Regions from separate parts of the Homo sapiens genome. Here region 1 is linked to region 2. Evidence: read pairs that join two places in POLR2A ChIA-PET (ENCODE). Cell type or tissue: Panc1. All regions are shown on one strand. Links, peaks and the distances in the headings refer to the core of each region. The heading gives the core; the rest is flanking DNA. Region 1 overlaps ATP7A (ATPase copper transporting alpha). Region 2 overlaps ATP7A (ATPase copper transporting alpha).

The links. ChIA-PET counts read pairs that join two places held together with the same protein. Peaks named below come from ENCODE experiments on the same cell type or tissue, not always from the same donor. Only the 100,000 strongest peaks of a DNase experiment are listed, where the experiment ranks them.
Region 1: POLR2A ChIA-PET joins it to region 2 with 6 read pairs; 3 of 35 experiments call an interaction of 5 or more read pairs at or near these places.

What each region holds. Positions count from the first base shown.
Region 1 is chrX:77,936,774-77,942,168 of GRCh38, forward strand. All of the region lies in intron 1 of ATP7A (ATPase copper transporting alpha), which reads left to right. Among named protein-coding and RNA genes, the nearest start is that of ATP7A, 29 kb to the left of the region's middle. In Panc1, for the core only: no CTCF peak of the experiment used is centred there; no DNase peak of the experiment used is centred there; H3K27ac peaks cover 1,551 bases.
Region 2 is chrX:78,008,966-78,014,338 of GRCh38, forward strand. ATP7A (ATPase copper transporting alpha) reads left to right here. Exons shown (of 23, transcript NM_000052.7): 7 at 137-298; 8 at 2,211-2,287; 9 at 2,484-2,709; 10 at 3,914-4,147. Among named protein-coding and RNA genes, the nearest start is that of PGAM4, 42 kb to the left of the region's middle. In Panc1, for the core only: no CTCF peak of the experiment used is centred there; no DNase peak of the experiment used is centred there.

The DNA of each region.
Region 1 (5,395 bases), core at 241-5,240, 72 kb before region 2:
GACAAGCCATAAACTAGGAGAAGATATTTTAAATCAAATTTTTGTTTAAGAGATGCAGTCTGTGTTCTCCAGGCTGGACTTGAACTCCTGGCCTCAAGCCATCCTCTTACCACAGCCTCCTGAATAGCTGGGACTACAAGTATGTGCCACTGTGCCCAGCTGCAAATCACATTTTTGACAAAGACTTGTATCCATAATAAACTTTTAAAAGCCTCCAAATTTAACAATGAGGAAACAACCAAATAACAAAATGGGTAAAAGATGTGAATAGGCACTTCACCTAGAAGATATGAAAATAGCAAATAAAGGAAATGCAGATTAGGCAGATGAAAATTAAAACCAAAATAACAATTATAACAAATGTACCACTCTGGTATGTGATGTTGCTAACGAGGGAGGTTGTATGTATATGGTGGTAGGAGGTATTTGTGAAATCTCTGTACTTTCTGCCCAATTTTGTTGTGATCCTAAACATCATCTATAAATAAAATTAAAGTGAGATACCACTGTACACTTAAAGCGGAAATACCAGTTGTTGGCAAGTGTGCAGAGCAACTGGAACTTTTATACGTTTCTGATGGGAATACAAAATGATACTGCCACTTTGGAAAACAGTTTGCCAGCAGTTTCTTATGAAATTAAACCTGTATCTCCAATATGACTCAGCAATCCTACTTCTAGATATCTCTCCAAGAGAAATGAAAACCTGTGTTTACACAAAAACCTGTATATCAATGTTTATAGTAGCATTGTTCAGCATTAGTCACTAAAAATTGGAAACAACCCAGTTCTTTCAACTGGTGAAAAAGATGAATAGATTGTTGTATTTTTATACCATGGAATATACTCCTTGATTCGTGCAATAACAGATTAATCTTAAAATGCATTTTGCTAGGTGAAAGACACCAGATACAAAAGGCTATGTATCATTTCATTTATCCACTTATATGAATAATCATTCCATTTATATAAAAATCTGAAAAAGCAAAACTATAGGGAGGAAAACAGTGGATGCCAGGGTTTGGGGGTATAGGGAAGTATTGGTTATAAAATAAAGGCATGGCATGAGGGATTTTGGAGGTGATGGGATGGTTCTCTCTCTCTCTCTCTCTCTCACACACACACACACACACACACATACACACACACACACACCCCACTACCCCTCTCTCTCTCGCCAATTGTCACCAAATTGATGGGCATGTTGTCAGTGTTAATATTTGGTCTGGTGTACTAATTACCACCCCTCCCAAAATCTATATTATCAGCTTGGTAGCATATATAGTACAATTTCATTAAAGAAAATAAATGATGATTTATTAACTAATATGTCACATGAAAAGTCATAGAATGTGTATTTTAGTTTAAAAATATGGGTATGGATATACACACACACATTTATTTATCGTAAGCGTCTTACTTTACTGGAATTTGCTGGTTATACCAGATAAACTTTTTCCACTGCTTGAGCTTTCAGTAGACCATTGTGCAAGTTAATGATAAATTTCGTGAGCATAACACCTACTTAAGTTTCTCAGAATCTGTTACAGAAAAGCATTTATCTTGCGGTTCAGGCAGCCTGGGATGGAAGGTAAATGCTTTCTTTTTATAAGTATCCTGAAATTTCAAGTGTAATAGGGAACAAGATATTAACATAAATTTTCAAAAGGCCTCATTCAGTTCTAGTTCCTTTTTTTTCTTTACAAACTTAAATCTCTTCATAACCATCAGATGCCATACCACCCTTGTGAAACAGTCTGCTAGAACTAGACATGTCTCAGGATTCTTAGAGGACTGGGGTAACCAAAGTGGGATTTGAACTTGTTTGAGGAATATACATGGGTAGTGAGCTGAACCTTTTAATTCCTAGAATTTATGGGTTTAACACTACAAGGGTTGTCACCCTGTTTATTTCTGTAAATAATTAAGGCATGTTTATTGTAGAAAACTTCACAATGCACAGCACAGATTATAAGAGTACTACCAGGATTATTACTCCTAAGATAACTGTTTATTTAGTTTTCCAAACTTTGCTACGTAGGTATATACATGTGTGTCTGTCCATGTCTCCTTTTAAAAACAACAAAAAAACCTCATTTTAATATTCAATATATTATTGACTGTCTTTGTATGTGAGAAAATTTAAATATAATAGTTGTGTATTCTACTGAATATATGGAATATTATTTATTTTACCAATTCCCATTTTATTAGTCTTTTAACTTATATCCACTTATTTTGGCTGGGCGTGGTGGCTCACACCTGTAATCCTAGCACTTTGGGAGGCCGAGGCAAGTGGACAACTTCAGTCCAGGAGTTCGAGATCAGCCTGGCCAACATGGCAAAACCCTGTCTCTACTAAAAATACAAAGAATTAGCTGGGTGTGGTGGTGTGTGCTTGTAATCCCAGCTACTCAGGAGGCTGAGGCACGAGAATTACTTGAACTTGGGAGGCGGAAGTTGCAGTGAACTGAGATTGCACCACTGCACTCCAGCCTGGGTGACAGAGCAAGACACTGTCTCAAAAAAAAAAAAAGTACATATATCCACTTATTTTTGCTCTGATGAATATTCCTATATTAGTATCTTTGAGTATCTTTCCATTATCCCTCCATTTATTTCCTTAGGATATATTCCTGAAAGCAGTATGGCCGGGTCAGAGAGTGGCACTTTTTAAAAACTTATTTTTTATTATCAAAGTAGTATATATGCTCATAGTAATGAGAAGACACAAGGTGCAAAAAGGTACAAGGTAAACAGAAAATGCTCTGACTTAACAGTTCCCCTCTCAGAGGAACTGTAAAATAAACAGATATACATTTACATTAATTTATACATTCTATAGAAAATTCATGTGTGTTAGATGATATATTTGTTTTCTTGAAACATCCACTCTAATTACAGAGTTTACTAAGGTTACAGAGTTAATATAGAGAGGTATTAGAGAGTTTAATAAGGTTGGCAGTTAAATATATCAAAATTATGCAGTTATACAATTATATCACATATACACCAACAATAATCATCTAGACAATATAATGAAAAAAGCTCTTATTCGTATATATCTTCTTATTAAGTTTATTCCTTAGTATTTTTTTTTGTTTTTTGGGGGGGACCCCCCAAAAACAAAAAAATACTAAGGAATAAATTTAAGAAATGTGCAGTAAGATTCAATATTGTAAAAAGAGGTTAACTCTATTTAAGTTAGTCTATAAATTTAAGAGATTTTGATGGAGGGAGGATCTGACACAATGATGTTAAGGTTCATATGAAAGAGTAAATATTTGAAAACACACAGAGAAATTCTGAAAAAGAAGGATGACAAGGGGGATGTGCCTTATTAGACAAAAAAATGCATTAAAATGTACAACAATTTTAAAAAGTAACATTGTACCTAATATATTGTACACTTAAATATGTGTTAAGAGGGTAACTCTCATGGTAAGTGTTTTTACTCCAATAAATAAAATTTTAAAGAATTTCTTCATCCCCCCTCCAAAAGTACTGGCACCAAAATAGAATAACAAATCAATGCAAGAAAACATCCAGAAAGAGACCCCCAAATAAAAATTTAGTATACTGTATATTTAATAGTGGTAGCTTTTCAGGTAGATGAGGAAAGAGTGGCTTACTTAACAAATGGCATTGGGACAATCAGTTAATGATTTTGAAGAAAAAAAGTTAGTTTCTTATGTTATATACTTAAACTAAAATAAATTCTAGATGAGTTAAGGATGTAAATGTAAAGTACAAAAGGTACTAGAAGAGAGTGTAAGTTGAGGTAAGGAAGGCCTTCCAAAGCCTGACACCAAAGGCATGGTACTTAAAAATTAAAAAACCCCACAAACAGATAAAAGATAAACAAGAAACTTAAAAAAGACTAACAATATGTGACAGGTAAATGATGAATATCTTTAATATGCAAAGATCTCTTACCTATCTGTAACAAAAAAGGTAAACACCCAAAATAAAAATGCACAATGGAAGTAAACAGGCAGTTCACAAATGAAGAATACAAATGGTCAAAAAATCTCACAAAGTTATTGGAGATAAAAAACAGATGATCATTTTTCACATAACAGATTGACAAAGCTTAAAAAGAATTTTCATAGTACCTGATAAAAGTGTGGCTAGACACTTTCCTATACTGCTAGTGTAAGTGTGAAATGATATCTTTCCAGAGGGTAATTTACAGTATGTATCACAAGCCTTAAGAAGTACTATTTATATTTAGAACATGTGGAAAAATAAAAAATAAATAAGTACTATTTATATATGTTGTTAGTGGGTATATAAATTGATACAGTTTTTCTGGAGGGCAGTTTGGAACTATTTATCAAAGTTTAGAATGTACATGCCCTTTGTCCTAGCAATAACACTTCCAGGAATTTTATCTAAAAGATATGCTCATGAAGATGTATATACAAGGATATTCATTGAAGCAGGGTTTATAATAGCACAAAACTGAAAACAACCTAAATGTTAATCAAAAAGGAACTAATTAAATAAAATATAGCATATCCACATAAGGGAATATTACAACCATTTTATAAAATGGTACGTTTATCTATCTTCTTTGGGGATAGTTCAGTTTTGTTTTTTATTGTGGAGGTCTATATGTCCTTAAAATTTTTTTTTCTTTTTAATAATTAGAGATGAGGTCTCACTATGTTGCCCAGGCTGGTCTTGAACTCCTGGCCTCAAGTGATCCTTGGCTTCTCAAAGTGCTGCGATTACAGGCATGAGTCACTGCACCTGGCAGGAGGTTTATATGTCTTGATACAAGGTGTAAAAGATATGTTAAATGGAAAATGCAAGGTGCAAAATAGTACATATAGTATGATCCCATGTGTGTAAAGAAGAAAAAATAGGGAAGATGGGCATTACAGAGGCTTTAAAATGCACTGGGAATAATAAAGTTTTCATTTTTATCTTTAGAGTATAGTTCATGAGTGAATTCTTTTCCATTTTTTTTCCCAGTTATCTTAAAAGCTCTGTTGATTGTGGATCTGAGAACTAACATCACATGTTATAAAATCCAAATAGAAAATATATTTAAATTATTAGACAATTTAAAGCTTATGAGAACATAAGAATAAAATTACTGCATTCCTTTGCTTATTAATTAAGTATATCACACTAACAGAATTTATTTCTGTGGGAACAATGTTAACTCATAGGACCCAGATGGAAATGATATGCCAGGGTAGAGATTCAGATCTTTGAGCCTTTTGAGTAGATTTTTCTCAGAAAAAGAAAGATGTTCTCTCAGGTTTACTATTTTTAGGCAGATTGAGATGACCATATTGTCTTAGTTATCCAGGCAGTCTGACCTCTAAGACCTCTAACGTTATTTTGCCCAATGCAGATTGATTGGTATTTGTTGTTGTTGGAT
Region 2 (5,373 bases), core at 1-5,000:
AGATCGCACCACTGCATTCCAGCCTGGGCGACAGAGCGAGAGACTCTGTCTCAAAAAAAAAAAAAAAAAAGTGGTAACTCATGTTTAATGGTGGAAAAAGTATATTCCTGAAGAACAAATGCTTTGTCTTTAACAGGTGAGGGGAATGACGTGTGCCTCCTGCGTACATAAAATAGAGTCTAGTCTCACAAAACACAGAGGGATCCTATACTGCTCCGTGGCCCTGGCAACCAACAAAGCACATATTAAATATGACCCAGAAATTATTGGTCCTAGAGATATTATCCATACAATTGAAGTAAGTGCCAAGAATTTATGTTTCTGTGTTCTTACCTATTTAATCAGCACTCCCGTGAATCATTTCTGGTTTGCATCAGATAGAGGCAATGAAAAAAAATCTAACTCCTTTGAACACTTCAAACAAGATCTGTCTCAAAATTTAATGTAAACGTGTCTGCATTTTTTTTTTTGGTCTTTTTCAGGAAAAGTTAGGCAAAGGTACATTTACACTATTAATCAGGAGCAAACAAGTTAGAACCACAAAACACTTAAAATATTTAGAAAATGGAAATAAAGTATAATTTGTTATAAATAAGATTCATATTAGTTACTAAGAAAGTGAAGGATCCTGCTTGATGGCTTTTTGTTTGTTAGGTCAAAACAAAAGACCTATTTTTAAGTTAAAGTAAGAAATTTAAAAGACTAAACCCAGCTGGACATAGTGGCTCATGCCTATAATCTCAGCATTTTGAGAGGCCTAGAGGGCACAATCACTTGAGGCCAGGAGTTCAAGACCATCCTGGGCAATGTAGCGAGACCCTGTCTCTGCAACAAAAATTAAAATAACTAGCCAGGTGTGGTGCCACGCACCCATAGTATTAATCACACGAGAAGCAGAGGTAGGAGGATTGCTTAAGTCCAGGAGTTGAAGGTTACTGTGAGAGAGACCTTGTCTCTAAAACAAACAAACAAACAAACACAATCCTTTCTTTGTGACAGATTCATCCTGTGTTCTTCAATAAGTCTTAAGTGGTAATACATGTGAATGTATTTTAAAAGTTTCAGTATGCTATAGAATTGGTGTTCAAGTGATTTAAAGCATTTTATTAGTTCAGTTAAGATCCTATTTGTATAGATGACATTATCATTACCATTTTTGTGAAACTAGTTTTACTGAGTACCTGCTATGTGCCAGTTACCAAGATTGCAAAGCTTCAACCCTTAATTCCCACAGCAATGTGGTCATATTCATTTTGGAGGTGAGGAAACCCAGGTTAAGAGAAGTTAAGTTACTTATCCAAAGTCACATAGCTAATAACTGTCATAACTGGGATTTGAGCCTAATTACTCTGACTCCAAAAGCTCATGCTTGTTCTATTCACTGTGCACTGCCAACAAATGTAAGATGGCAGCATTTCCCCTAGCAGTTGGAAATGTAATGTGTATTACTATCTATGGTCAGATAAGTCTTGCTTAGGGGTAGTTTCCTTTTTATACTTTGTTTTATTGGGGAAAATGATTTTTGTTCATGTTCTTTTTCTGATAAAACAAGACTAAATACTGCATATGCAAGGCCTTGAATAATATGTTTAGTATGGTGCTAGCTTTTTTTTTTTTTTTTTTTTTTTTTTGGAGACAGAGTCTCACTCTGTCGCCTGGGCTGGAGTGCAGTGGTGCGATCTCAGCTCACTGCAACCTCCGCCTCCTGGGTTCAAGCGATTCTCCTGTCTCAGCTTCCCGAGCAGCTGGGATTACAGGCACCTGCCACTATTTCCAGCTAATTTTTTGTATTTTTAGTAGAGACGGGGTTTCACCGTGTTGGCCATACTGCTCTCGAACTCCTGACTTTGTGATTTGCCCACCTTGGCCTCCCAAAGTGCTGGGATTACAGGCATGAGCCACCGTGCCCGGCCTGGTGCTAGCTTTTATGGCCTATTAATGAGAACCTCTACTGAGGACAGTTGTACTTGAGTTAAACTCTTATATATAGGATACATATTAACTAGCATTAAGGAAATATTTATTTGTTTGATGAAAGATTGGAAACAAATGCAATCAAGAGCAGGAAGCACATCTTCATCTTTGTATTCCCCAGAGTGACTTGCCCTCAGTAATTGAACTGTTCTTAATGACAATACCATGGCTTAGAATTTCTCTATACAATATTTATATGTTCAGTGAAATAATTTTTTTCTCATGAATTTCCTTAGAGCTTAGGTTTTGAAGCTTCTTTGGTCAAGAAGGATCGGTCAGCAAGTCACTTAGATCATAAACGAGAAATAAGACAGTAAGTACTTTGGAGTGTCAGTAAAAAACAGATTTTGACTCCTTATTACAAATTTTTTTTTGCATGTCAGTTTTTATAATATCATCCTTATACTGGATGAAATGGTCACAATGTATATCTCTCTGTAGTATGTAGAATCTTTACCCATTAGCTATTTATGACCATGATTTTTCTTTTTTTATTTTTTCCATATAAGATGGAGACGGTCTTTTCTTGTGAGTCTGTTTTTCTGTATTCCTGTAATGGGGCTGATGATATATATGATGGTTATGGACCACCACTTTGCAACTCTTCACCATAATCAAAACATGAGTAAAGAAGAAATGATCAACCTTCATTCTTCTATGTTCCTGGAGCGCCAGATTCTTCCAGGATTGTCTGTTATGAATTTGCTGTCCTTTTTATTGTGTGTACCTGTACAGGCAAGTGAATTGTTAGCAAATATATTTGTTAATAATAAAAAATAAGCAAAATTTGGCAGGCAAGGTTTATTTTCAGCTACAAAACTGATGTTAGCTAGAAGTCTGATCATTTTATGCCATATGCTTTACAAAAATAATCTTCAACTGGGTAGTTATTTAAGTTGATAATAGATGCCATTTAACCCCTAAGAAAGAGTTCAAGTTTTTTGGGTTTGGTATTTATATCTGCTACTGTATATAACTTTATTTTATTTTTAAATTTTTATTTATCTATTTTTTTTTTTTTAGAGATGGGGTTTTGCTCTGTCACCCAGGCTGGAATGCAGTGGTGTAAGCACAGCTCACTGTGGTCTTGAACTCCTGGGCTCAAGCATTCCTTCTGCCTCAGCATTCTGAGTAGCTGGGACTTCCAGGCACTAGCCACTGCACCCAGCTCAATGACTTTATTTTTGTTATTTCTTCCTGGCACTTCAGTTCATTACTTTCTGTATGTTTTAAACTCTTTTTTCGAGATAAACTTTTACTTTGGAATAGAATACTTCTATCAAATAAATCTTTTCCTTTATCTGATCCTTATAAAAGGCAATAATGATTTTAAAAAACATCTTAGTTTCTCTGTTTTAATGAAATAAGCTTTCCAGTTATATTTACCAACAAAAACGGCCAACAGATTTCGTAGCTTGTGATATACCAGTTAGTTTGAGTTTTGGAAAGATGGGTGAGTTTTATACAAAAAAATCCTTGAGAAAATGTAATTCCTTTCTTAGTTCTTGTTTTTGCTAGCCTCAGAAAGAAAAATCTGCTTGGTGTGATGGCTCATGCCTATAATCCCAGCTACTTGGGAGGCTGAGGCAGGAGGATTGCTTGAGGCCAGGAGTTTGAGACCAGCCTGGGCAACATATCAAGACTGTCTCTTAAAAAAAAAAAAAAAAAAAAGGAAGAAATATCTGATTTTCCTTGTATTATGGAATATCCATTGGATCATAGATGATAGCCCCACAGGCTTGTGCAGCAATTTGAATACCTCCCTCTGCATGTACATCTATTGAAATACAAACACGATTGTTTTGGCTTAATCTCCCTTTAGTGTTTATGGATTAGCTAAAAGCCAAAGAAAGTGACTATTGATACTTTAAGTTATTGAGATATATATGTGAATTTCAGCATTTTTTAAAATTCAATGATTATCATTCCTATATTGCAGTTTTTCGGAGGCTGGTACTTCTACATTCAGGCTTATAAAGCACTGAAGCATAAGACAGCAAATATGGACGTACTGATTGTGCTGGCAACCACCATTGCATTTGCCTACTCTTTGATTATTCTTCTAGTTGCAATGTATGAGAGAGCCAAAGTGAACCCTATTACTTTCTTTGACACACCCCCTATGCTGTTTGTGTTTATTGCACTAGGCCGATGGCTGGAACATATAGCAAAGGTAAAGTAAGAAAGGGTGACATTTGTTAAAATGTTGGGTGGATAAATGACCTTAGTATTTTTTAGGCCAATCATTGGAAATACATGCTTTTATGTAGTTAACCATTTACTGAAAGACGTATTTTCATTTTGGCAATATTTTAAGTTAAATATCAGTTTAGAAGATTTACCAAATATGGAATTAATACTGTAGATAGTACAGTATGTCTGTTTATTTTAAGAGAGACAAATGAGAAATACTTATCACTTATTTACTTACATTATTAATTGAAAAATTGACATGACCACATGGTTTAAAATAATGATAGAAAAAATTCACCCATATTCCCTTGCTATAATGTAAATCATTTTCTAATTCCATTCTACATACCTTTCTACTTAACAGAGTTGCAAATGTAGTATTCATACTACTTTGTACCCTTAACACTATAAAGTTTTTCACCATTTTTGCAGTCTAGATTATTATCTAATATTTCTGACTAAGTCTGTCACATCAGTTTGCTTTAATTTAATAAACCATTCAGGTGTTTTTCACCATTAGATTGTTTCTAATTTTTTATTTTTAGATAATCCTGCATTGAACATACTCATGTCTAATAGTCATTTCCATTGAGCTAATATCTTAGAAGACATTACAAAGGATGTGTTTACTGGGTTAAAGGGCATAAATATTTCTCTGGTTCATGGTACAAGTTGTAACAGTTTTTGCCAGCAGGGGTATGTCAGTGAAGTATTTTTACTACAACTTCACCAGCATTGCATCCCCCCCACAAATTCTTTCTAAGTTAATAGACATTAAATGGTATTACAGGGTAACTTTAGTTTGTGTTTCTTCCATTAATGGTGGGGATAAACATTTTTTCATCATCGGATGTTTATATTTCCTTTTGAATGATTTGCTTATATATGTCCTTTGCCTGTGTGTTTATTGGGTTCATGTTTTTCTTATTAATTTATATAATTTCTTCATAAATTATACCTAATAATACTTTTAAAATATTTTGTGTACTTTTAGGCTGGGCGCGGTGGCTCATGCCTGTAATCCCAGCGCTTTGGGAGGCCGAGGTGGGTGGATCACGAGGTCAGGAGTTTGAGACCGGCCTGGCCAACATGGTGAACCCCATCTCTACTAAAAATACAAAAATTAGCCAGGCATGGTGGCGCGCGTCTGTAATCCCAGCTACTCGGGAGGCTGAGGCAGGAGAATTGCTTGAACCCAGGAGGCAG